Regions from separate parts of the Homo sapiens genome. Here region 2 is linked to region 1. A link is an interaction called in ENCODE POLR2A ChIA-PET data of the cell type or tissue named here. Cell type or tissue: GM12878. All regions are shown on one strand. Each heading gives the region's core, and the rest is flanking DNA. Links, peaks and the distances in the headings are about the cores only.

Region 1 (5,903 bases), core at 417-5,416:
CGGATCTTTACAACCTGCAATACCTCATTGGTTGGGGAGGGCATCAAGGCATGATTGAAATGTGTGTTCTTTTCCAATGAGAGGCTGCTGTACATGGGAATGCATGTGCAGCAGGGCATTGATAATGAAGTGTTTTCCGGTAGCCTATCAGGGTTGATGTGGCAGCTCTGACCACACAAGTGGTTTTGTTATTATTAACAGATGAGAAAGGTGAGGTTCAAGCCTGTCTTTGTAGCCTTTCAGGGAACACAGAATCACTTGGAATACAAGTGGCATGGTCAGCAATTTCAGCTTCTAAGAGACAAGTTACTTGCTAGTAGGACAATTCTGGTTTCTAGGTTTATAAATAACTCAGAAGTTGAAATCACCATACTACTTTAGTTATTGAATATAAGACAAAAAAGGTAGTGATAATGGCCAAGAATATCTTTTGCCACATGAAGTTACCTGTCTTTAATTGGGTTCCTTTTCTTGAAAAGCAGGCACACATGAGTGACAGAGAATCTTCCTGGGACCGATAGGAATGCTAGACAGATTGGTCTCTGTCTTTAAAGGTTTTTATGGGTTAGAGTGAGCCAGGACTAGAGCCAAAGACAAGTAATGCTTCAGTTTCTTAAGGGCTTTTTCAGCTGCTGGAGGCCAGTAGTACTTTTGCTCAGAAAGCAAAGGAGAAAGGGGCTTAAGCCCAGTTGGAGAAAAAAAAAAACAAAAAAAACAACTATAATTAGGTCTTTTGTGCTTTGTGGATATCAAATACCTGTTGGACCTTTTTCAGAAACTTTCATATTGTACCAGTATGGGGTTCTGGTTCTATAAATGAGGGTATCCAGTCCGTCTTTCTTTCTGCCTCTTTTTGGGGTACAAGAAATTAAATTTGAGTCAGGCGCAGTAGCTCACGCCTGTAATCCTAGCACTTTGGGAGACCAAAGCAGAAGGATCGCTTAAGCCCAGGAGTTCAAGACCGGTCTGGGCAACATGGCAAAACCCCGCCATTAACCTGGCTAATATTACAAAAAAAAAGACAAGAGAAGCCAGCAGCGAGTCATCACTGGACCTGACCAAGATGACCACTCAAAGAGAGGAATAGACTTCAGCAGGGAAAAGCTAAAGGTCTTTCTGGAGTTAGATAAGTGGCCAGCTGGTCAAAGGAGCTATAGTTGAAAAATTCATAGAAGTAGAGTTTTGTCCCCCTAAACCCACGTAAGTGCCCATTGAGATAAGGAATCAGTCTTTAATACCTGTGAGGTACAGGGAAACTGATGGCAGCTCATGTTAGTACCAACAAAGTAAGACGTATTGCTCATCCTCCTCTCAAACCCTGGAGGGATCAGAAACTAGGAGGGGCAAGATCTAAGGAAACAAGTCAGGAAAAAAGAGAAGTGGCCACACTGTTTTGTTAAATCTACTACAGAAGGCACAAACTGGGAGGAGGGAGAAATGCCTAAACTAAGTCAGGTGCCAACTTTTGATTGTTATATAGGACTGGATATTTTAGTTATTAACATCTCTTAACTAAAAATGACCAGAAAAAGTAATGGGACCACCCAAGTTTTAATTCAGGGATAAGAGAAGAACCAGCCTTGCAACCAGACACCCTTGAAGGGTGTTTTCAAAGGGACAGTGGAAAATGAAAATTAGGTGGTTTTAGGTTAATCTCAAAAGTCATGCTTATTCAGTGTGCTGGTACACTGTCGCTGAGCACCTACTTTGCTGTTTTAGATCCTAGAGGTATAAAGATGAATTGGATGACATCCACCTTACAAGAATCTATGAAGTCAATGCAATATGACATATGCAATCGTATAAGTAGTATATATGAAAATTAAAGTACTATGGTGAAAAGGAAAATGTGACTAACTTATTTTGGAAGGATACAGAGTGGGAGAGAAATAGAACTACAGATAAGATAAAACCCAGCAGGGTTTGAAAAGAGGAGTAGATGTTCACAAAGAGGACAAGGCAGAGAAACTGTCAAGTCTAAGCCACGGAGGCAATACAAGCAGTGTGAAGGGCATGCTTGTTCAGCAGGTGACTCAAATGGAGGTGAAATGGAGGTCACAGGGGTTGAGTTTAGACCAGAGCTATTGGCAGGCTCATTCTGGAAAGTTAACGGAATTTTAGAAACAGATGCACCAAGAGACCAGTCATTTCATCTATCAGTCATTCCTCCCTCTGTTTGACTTTGCCTTTTATAAAATTGACCAACAGCCCTTTTTATTTTTTTATTTTTTATTTTATTTTATTTTATATTTTTTAGTTTGGGATATGACCTTTATTGAGCTTATCCACCAGCGTGGAAATAATGTCTGTACAAAACCAAATGTTTGTTACTATAACTTCTGCATCACAATTAAAATCCAAAGAGTTATTTAAAAACAGTCAACTCAATCAAAACCCACTACTTCAGAATCCATATTTTCTTTGAAGCCACAGTAACACTTATATATGGTTAAGACTCGAATGCAGAAATTTGGTTGATTGGAAAGCTAATTAAACTTCCAACTTGCTCAAATAGAATTACAAAAAGGCAAAATTGCCAACAGCCCTTTTTAGAGAGTGCTGAGAAGATAGTATGGGAACTCTTCTCCATCCTGTTCTCCCAGCTGTTTGGATCTGGCTCTGTATCTGAGTTAGGCTGGGTCAAACAGACTCTGCCTCCTAAGAATTTAGAGTCAGAACATTGAGAGACTGGGTCACTCTGACAGAAGCATTGAATTTATAAGGACATGTGAATTTCAGATCCAAGGCCACCATTTAGGGGCAGCCATTTTGGGGCCAGTAATACAATAAGGGACAAGCAGAACTAGTTGATCTCAAGAGAAGCTGGTGAATGCAGCTAATGAAGAAACAGAGAGAATTGGAGGCAGTAGACCATGTGGTCTCCTAGAGAAAGAGAGTCAGTAGCTACCTTGGGTCTGACCACTTTCAGGACCCTTGTCTAATCTAACGTCTGGCTGCCACTTTTTGTTCTTGATTTCCCTGCACTTCCTCTGAGTCATAATAAATCCATCTCAACCTAAGGGGATTCATTTTTCTCCTTAGACAACAGTGTTATGTGCCTAATTATGTTCTCCCCTTCTTAATGTTTTTTGTCCTAATAAAACCATGTATCTTCCACATTAGGAATACACATATATAGCAAAGACACTTATTTAACTCGCTACAGATATCTCATGAAAATGTAGGTCCTTTATTTTGTCTAGAGTTTTCACCTATTAGTCATCTATTACCGCATAACAAAATTCCCTACAGTTTAATATCTTGGAAGAATAATATCAAGTTCAACAGAGCTTAAAAAAGAAAACAAACAAACAAAAACATTATGTCATAGTTTCTGTGGATCAGGAATTTGGGAACAGCTTAACTAGGCCATCTGGCTTCGGGTCTCTCACAAAGCTGTAGTTGAGATGTTAGCTAGGGGTATGGTCACTGACTAGGGCTGGAGAATCTCCTTCCAAGGCAGCTCACTCACAAGGTTGGCTAGTTGGTGCTGGTTGGTGAGAAGCCTCGGTTTGCTATGTGTGGGCCTCTTCACAAGGCAGCTTGAGTTTCCTTATGACGTGGTAGCTGGCTTGCCCAGAGTAAGTAATCCAAGAAGGTGAGAGCCAGGTAGAAACTGTCACAGAATCACTTCTGTCACATTCTATTTATTAGAAAGAAGTAACTAAGTCTAGCCCACATTCAGGGGGAGGTGGATTAGGTTTCACATCTAAAATCTAATGTGGCAGCCAGACCTTAGATGCATTCTTTGAAGGCATATCAAAGAATTTGTGGATGTATTTTAAAACCACCACAACCTGTTAGGTTACAGGAAAAAAAAAAAGTGTCTAATCCTGTTTCAAATATAGTTCAATTCATTCAGTTCCTTTAGATAGTATTAGTATCCTATGGATGAAATGTTTCATCTTTCATAATACCTCCCAAAGAGGTCCTGTCACTTTTTTCTGTAGATGACTTTCATTTGTTTGGGGGGAAGTGGGGGTATAATTACATATCCTTGTGGCACTGATGAGAGAGAGGGTACCTCCTGGCTTCATTCTGGACCTAGAGTATGCACTGAGGTACTTTCAAGTTTCCAGGATGACACCCTCATGCAGTTTGAATATATGTCCCTGCCAAATATCATGTTGAATTGTAATACCCGGTATTGGACGTGGGGCCTGGTGGGAGGTGTTTGGGTCGTGGGACAGATCCCTCATGTCTTGGTGCTGTTCTTACTATAGTGAGTGAATTCTCTTAAGATCTGCTGTATTAAGTGTGTGGCACCACCCCCAACTCTCTCTCTTGGTCCTGCTTTCGCCATGTGACATGCAAGCTTCTGTTTTACTTTCTGCCATAAGTAAAAGCTCCCTGAGGCCTACCCAGAAGCTGAGCAGATGTGGGCACCATGCCTCCTGTACAGCCTGCAAATGTGTACAATTAAACCTCTTTTCTTTATAAATTACCCAGTCTCAGGTATTTCTTCATTGCAATGCAGGAACAACCTAATACATACCCCTTGTCTGCCTGATCCCTGGGGAACATGCTGTCCTGTGATGCTGAAGCCTGCAGCTGGTGAACTCATGGTGAACTCGTGGCCCACCTTTGGATTCAGACAAATCTCCCAGGGAGTATTGGCCACCTCCCCTGGCAGACTCAGTACCCCTGGCCCCTGCTGTGGGGTTACCTTGTCTTGGTTGTGGCAGGCCTACTGGCTGTTAGTTCAGCATCATCCTTCAAGAGAACAGAAAGGCTTAGAATAATTGATTGTCATATCTGTGTCTGACCATGCTATTGTGGACTTGGCCTGAACAGCCATAGAAATGCAAGGAATGAGGTTTGAGGGACTTGGGCAGTTGTCTCAAAAAGGGAGTCAAGGCAGAAATCCCTTACCCTGAGCACTGCTCTCAACATGGAGGTAACTCACTGTGGTAGGCAGCCTTTTATTTCATGATTTGACTTTTTGATGAGTCCATGCTAGTTCTCTTGTAGAATATTATGCATTCTTGATTTGGCCAATTATTTCCTCATAATATCTTATAACTTGTTTCTCCAACCCTTGCCTTTTTATTAAAAAAAAAAACTCGACATTATATGTACAGATTTGATTATATTCGGGTTAAACATTTTTAGAAAGAATACTTCAGTAACATTGAGTAGGTTACATCATTTCATGTTAGGCACATAATTTCAGCTTGTCTCACTATTAGTAACGCTAAATTTGGTCACTTGGTTAAGATGATGACCCCCCCTCCCACTCTCTTCACTGAAAAAGGACACACATCCCTTTGCACTTTATAAGTAATCTACAAATAACCCGTTCAACAACTTTTCATCTTATACTTTGAACACCTTTTGTGATCTTTTCCTGAGTCAATTATTTCACTGGGGGTTGCAAAAATGGTGTTCTAACTATAGTAGTCTGTATTTATTAACTAGCATTTTTCTGTAAAGAAGAACTTTCTTTTTTTAAGAGACGGAGTCTAGCTCTGTCTCCCAGATTAGAGTGCAGTGGCACTATCAGAGCTCACTGAAGCCTCAACCTCCTGGGTGCAAGCGATTCTCCCACCTCAGCCTTCTGTGTTGCTGGGACCACAGGCACATGCCACCGTGCCTGGTAAGAGCGTTGTTTTAAGAAAACCATTTTAATGAATTTCTCAGTGGACCACTGGGTAGTGGTTTGTTTCCAATTTTGTTGAAAGCACTTGGAAAGCTCTTGATTTTTAAAAGGATTTGTTACCTAATTATTGGAGCTATTCACTTTCTCAGTACTATCCCCAATATTTTCAGTTATTCCTGTGTTTGGTCCCCAGGAGGTTTTTAAATTCAGACAACGCAGGATTTGAGGTAAAGGTGGAAGAGAGATTCAGCAATCTGTGTAAGATGGAAGAAAAGCTAAGTGGAAACCAAGAACCAGCATGACA
Region 2 (5,903 bases), core at 272-5,271, 140 kb after region 1:
TAAAATTTTAAGAATAAGGAAAATTTCATAGACACATCGTAAGAGGCCAGGCATGGTGGCTCATGCCTGTAATCCCAGCACTTGGGGAGGTGGGCGGATCACTTGAGGTCAGGAGTAGACCAGCCTGGGCAACATGGTGAAACCTTGTCGCCACAAAAAATACAAAAAATTGGCTGGGTGTGATGGTGCACACCTGTAGTCCCAGCCACTCGTGGGGCTCAGGTAGGAGGATCACCTGAGCCTGGCAGGTCAAGGCTGCAGTAAGCCATGTTAGTGCCAGTGCACTCCAGCCTGGGCAACAGAGTGAGACCCTGTTTCAAAAACAAAGAAACAAAACATCATAAGAAGTGTTTAAAATGCTTAACTTTGAGATCTTGTAATAATAGTGTACCTTGTAGTTTATAAATTGCTTTTACATATTTTGTCTCTTTTATCCTTGGAAGACATGAGTTACCCATTTTACAGATGAGGAAACTAAGGCCTTAGAGAGATGAAGTAATTTATTGAAATCCTAAAGCAAGTAAGAAGTGGTGCTAGAATTGGAGCCAAGATCTTCTGATTCATATTCAGGTGTCCATTCTCTTGTATACATATACTTAAAAGTGCTATTTTTTTGTGGTACTATAAACTAATGGTTTTCAAACATTTTGGTCTCAGGACACATTTATACTCTTAAAAATTTCTGAGGACCCCAAAAATCTTTTGTTTATATAGACTATGTCTGTCCATACTTAACATTAGAAATTAAAACTGAAAAATGTTTAAAATATTTATTTATTTAAAAAATAACAAACATTAGGCCAGGCATGGTGGCTCATGCCTGTAATCCCAACACTTTGGGAGGCTGAGGTCAGTGGATCTCATGAAGTCAGGAGTTCGAGACCAGCTTGACCAACATGGTAAAACCCCGTCTCTACTAAAAATACAAAAATTAGCCAGGTGTGGTGGTGGGCGCCTGTAATCCCAGCTACTTGGGAGGCTGAGGCACGAGAATCGCTTGAACCCGGGAGGCAGAGGTTGCAGTGAGCCGAGATCCTGCCATTGCACTCCAGCCTGGGCGACAGAGCGAGACTGTGTCTCAAAAAAAAGAAGAAAAAACAAAGAGGGTTGATATAAATAATATGCTTTTATGAAAAAGGTATTCCAACACACACAAAAAAATCTGGTGAGAAACATGGCATTGTTTTACGTTTTGCCATTCTCTTTAGTATATTTCTTTATAGAAGATAGCTGGGTTTGCATAATTGCTCCTGTATTCAATCTGTTGTGATATGTTGTTTTGGTTGAAATACGTGAAGAAAACCTGGCTGCACACGGATACATAGTTGAAGAAGGGTGGGGTATTTTCATAGTCTTTTCATATAATTGTGAATATTTTTGTTACACCAAAATTCAACAATTGGTAAATGCTTTTTATTTATTTATTTATTTTTTTGAGATAGTCTCGCTCTGTCGCCCAGGCTGGAGTGCAGTGGTGTGATCTCAGCTCACTGCAACCTCTGCCTCCCGGGTTCAAGTGATTCTCCTGCCTCAGCCTCTCAAGTAACTGGGATTACAGGCACGCACCACCATGCCCAGCTAATTTTTATATTTTTAGTAGAGATGGGGTTTCAGCATATTGACCAGGCTGGTCTCAAACTCCCGACCCCAAGTGATCCGCTTGCCTCGGCCTCCCAAATTTCTGGGATTACAGGCGCAGCCACCGCTCCCAGCCAGATTCTTAAATATTAGTTGCACTGCTGAATCTGAAGCCATGTCAGTGAATTTTGTGTACTCTGTAACATTAAAATCCACTGGTCCATCTTGCACTTTGAATGGATCTTTGACCTGTGTGTGATTTTGTAACTGCATACATTGATCATTCAAAAAATAATGGTTTACTAAGCTGACTGGGCACAGTGGCTTACGCCTGTAATCCCAGCACTTTGGGAGGCCGAGGCAGGTGGATCACGAGGTCAGGAGATCAAGACCAGCCTGGCCAACATGGTGAAACCCCGTCTCTACTAAAAATAACAAAAATTAGCCAGGCATGGCAGTGCACGCCTGTAGTCCTAGCTACTCGGGAGGCTGAGACAGGAGAATTGCTTGAACCTGGGAGGTGGAGGTTTCAGTGAGCTGAGATCGTGCCACTGCACTCCAGCATGGGTAACAGAGCGATATTCCATCTCGGAAAAAAAAAAAAAAAAAGGTTTACTAAGTTCTGCACATCTTTGAAATGTTGGCACATTTGATTATACAATATTAAGCAAATCACAGTCATTAATATCACCATCAGTCTCATCCAAAAAATCTTTAAGAATTGGGAAGTGGTCAAGATCTTGGTGGCGAATTCAAGTTTTCCAAAATACCAGTTTTCTCTTGAAAGCTTAATTTATATCATTGGCAACAGATAGTGCCCATTTTTTTTTTTTTTTTTTTAATACAGTCTCCCTCTGTCGCCCAGGCTAGAGTACAGTGGTGTGATCTTGGCTCACTGCAACCTCTGCCTAGCTCAGATTACACGCACCACCACGCCTGGCTGATTTTTTTTGTATTTTTAGTAGAGATGGGGGTTTCGCCATGTTGGTTAGGCTGGTCTTGAACTCCTGGCCTCAAGTGATCTGCCTGCCTAGGCTTCCCGAGGTGCTGGGGTTACAGGTGTGAGCCACGGCCAGCAGCCCAATATTGCCGGTTTTTCTTAAAGTGACAGGTTCACTTTATTCATTTTAGAGAAAATGTCTGCCAGATACCAAAGTCTGAATAAGTGTAAATTGTCTGCTAGTCAAAAAAGCAAAAATGGTGTCCTATGAAAAAAAAAAATTGTATAAATGCTTTTCCCCAAGATAATCATTATACTTAGGTATGCAGCAGAAATGCTTTATGTGTGCTTCCTATTTCATCATACAGAATATGAAAAAGGCCAAGTTCTCAAGAGTTGACGTTTTAAAAATTAATACCTTTTATTATTTTATCAAGGATGTTGTTAAGTGAGACTGGCTTTTTTTTTTAATTATACTTTAAGTTTTGGGGTACATGTGCAGCACGTGCAGGTTTGTTACACAGGTATACACATGCCATGGTGGTTTGCTGCACCCATCAGCCCGTCATCTACATTAGGTATTTCTCCTAATGCTATCCCTCCTCTATCCTCCCAATCCCCAACAGACCCCAGCGTGTGATGTTTCCCTCCCAACAGACCCCAGCGTGTGATGTTCCCCTCCCAGTGTCCATGTGTTCTCATTGTTCAACTCTCACTTATGAGTGAGAACATGTGCTATTTGGTTTTCTGTTCCTGTGTTACTTTGCTGAGAATGATGGGTGAAACTGGGTTTTTAAAAAATGATAGGCAGTAAAGAATATACAAGTATATGTTTTCTTAGCTGTCAGAGTGATAGATACATCATCACCACATACCGTGCATCCTCGACCCACTGTTGTACACTCATGAGGGAATGAAAGTGAAAAAGACAGATAACATCTTCATATTATCAAAAATAGTTTTATAGATCCCTTGAAGGGGTTCCTTCCTCATCTCTGGATCACACTTTGAAAACTGCTGGTGTAAACTAGTACCATGTGCTGACATCTTTTTAGAGCAGTCTGATACACATTTTTTTTTTTTTTTTTGAGACGGAGTCTCACTCTGTCACCCAGGCTGGAGGGCAATGGCGCCGTCTTGGCTCACTGCAGCCTCCGCCTCCCGGGTTCAAGCGATTCTCCCACCTCAGCCTCCCAAGCAGCTGGGATTACAGGCACCCTCCATCATGCCTAGCTAATTTTTATATTTTTAGTAGAGACAGGGTTTCACCATGTTGGCCAGGCTGGTCTTCAACTCCTAACCTCAGGTGATCCACCTGCCTCAGCCTCCCAGAGTGCCACTGCGCCTGGTCTGATACACGCATCTAAATCAATAAAGTAACATGTCCATCTTAGTTGATGAATTTGTCAGGGAGAAGGGACTATGTTAGTGTGTAGGATGAGCCATGTGGCCAGATACTATTATGGGTGGAAGGTCATATAACATCAGAGCGTGTTGGATAAAGGGTAGACAGAAGGGAAGAGTCAGTGAGAGCACTTTATAACATAAAAAAGTGAAAATTTGCTCTCCCTATTTTTTTTTTTTAATAAAAAAGCACTGTGGCCACATATATACACACATATCTGTTCATACTTACTTATTGTATTCAAAATCCAGGGTACTGAGTTATTTTTTTTCTTGAATGACAGAATGGGAGAGATGGTAACATATGTGAGAGGAGAACGGACTGCTCTTGGCAGTCATTTGTTTCATCCAGGTGGGGAGACTGTTATTTTTTTCTTTTGGGAGAGCTAAGGGATGGCAGAAGATAAATGAAAGAAGAATGGTAAGAGTGAATGGAGTAGGCATTAGTGATTATGGAAATAGCTATAGGCAAAATGAGGCTGTGGACAGAGAGTGGAGCTAAGCATGGAGGGCACGGAGGAAGACTCCAGGATCAGCTGGGCTCCCCCATGTGCTGGGCCTGGAAGAATGGGACTAGGGAAGTGCGGGGGTGGGTGCAACAGGAGTCATGGAGATGCACATATAATTGAAGGATTTCCATCAAAACACGGTTAAAATAACTATACTAGATAGTCTGCCTTTTAGCAACTTACCAGTATTCCATTTCTGTTAGTAGGAATTGTGTATTCAGTTACACAGGGGAAAGCAGCAGTGCCACTTTTTCAGTCATCTTGATGACTGGGTTGTATCCCTAATAATGATGTCGATGGTAAAGAGGCTAAAGCTAAAATTAGGTTTTGGGTTTTGGGCAGTTACTCATATTTCATTGAAAATGAAAGACTAATTGTATTTTTATTTTAATAGAGAAAGATATACATATGTGTGTATTGTCTGTAATTAAAGTACACTCAGTACAGTGTTCTCATTTTTTTGCCCTAGGGGTTTTTCAGCTTGGGGTCTGTCACCCTAGTCTCTGCTTTTCATAGGCTGAGGGATAAAGTCATGATCATGATTAGAAGTGGAGGACAACCCACTTGAAATCCCCTCCTGATGATTTCCCCTTTTCTCCACGATTGCAGACCTGCCCTGCTTACTCTAAGAGCAGTATGTTAGCTGGCCGCTTCTGTAGGATGGTTTGGGAGAAGGAAGATAGTATCCTGGAGCAGTTCTTGACACCTTTAGATTATTAAAGGTTGGGAGGAACACAGCAAGAAAAAGGAAGAGATCTATTGCAAAATATTTCTTTTTTTTCTTTTTCTTTTTCTTTTTCTTTTTTTTTTTTTTTTTGAGACAGAGTCTCACTCTGTCACCAGGTTGGAGTGCAGTGGTGCGATCTCGGCTCACTGCAACCTCTGCCTCCTGGGTTCAAGTGATTCTCTTTCCTCAGCTTCCCGAGTAGCTGGGATTACAGGCACGTGCCACCAGGCCCAGCTAATTTTTGTATATTTAGTAGAGATGGGGTTTCACCGTGTTGGCCAGGCTTGTCTCAAACTCCTGACCTCAGGCCGCCTGCCTCGGCCTCCCAAAGTGCTGGGATTACAGGCATGAGCCACTGTGCCCAGCCAACACTTGTTGTTTTTAGCTGTCCTAATGGGTGTGACGTGATACCTCATTGTGGTTTTGATTCACATTTCTCTGGTGATTGGTGATGTTCAGCATCTTTTCAAATAGTTGGCCATTTATATATCATCTTGGGAGAAATGTTTATTCCAGTCCTTTGCCCATTTAAAAATTGGATTATTTGAGTTTTTTGTTGTTGAGTTGTAGGATGCCTTTTTCTTTAATGTGAATCAGCTACTTAGAACTCACAGATTAGATGTGATATAGTTCAGGGATACAAAAATGGAGTGAGTGGAGTACAGTAACTGTCATCTCTGCTTCTTCTGCTATTACTGGTACTGCTTAGTCAGGGTTTCATACTCCAAAGAGGATTTGGAGGGCT

Evidence for each region. Peaks named below come from ENCODE experiments on the same cell type or tissue, not always from the same donor. Only the 100,000 strongest peaks of a DNase experiment are listed, where the experiment ranks them.
Region 2: POLR2A ChIA-PET joins it to region 1 with 7 read pairs; 13 of 35 experiments call an interaction of 5 or more read pairs at or near these places.

The regions. Positions count from the first base shown.
Region 1 is chr12:12,687,507-12,693,409 of GRCh38, reverse strand. All of the region lies in intron 2 of GPR19 (G protein-coupled receptor 19), which reads left to right. Among named protein-coding and RNA genes, the nearest start is that of GPR19, 5.7 kb to the left of the region's middle. In GM12878, for the core only: no CTCF peak of the experiment used is centred there; no DNase peak of the experiment used is centred there; H3K4me3 peaks cover 893 bases; H3K27ac peaks cover 1,645 bases.
Region 2 is chr12:12,547,976-12,553,878 of GRCh38, reverse strand. All of the region lies in intron 1 of DUSP16 (dual specificity phosphatase 16), which reads left to right. Among named protein-coding and RNA genes, the nearest start is that of DUSP16, 12 kb to the left of the region's middle. RefSeq lists an enhancer at 2,382-2,501. In GM12878, for the core only: no CTCF peak of the experiment used is centred there; no DNase peak of the experiment used is centred there; H3K27ac peaks cover 1,093 bases.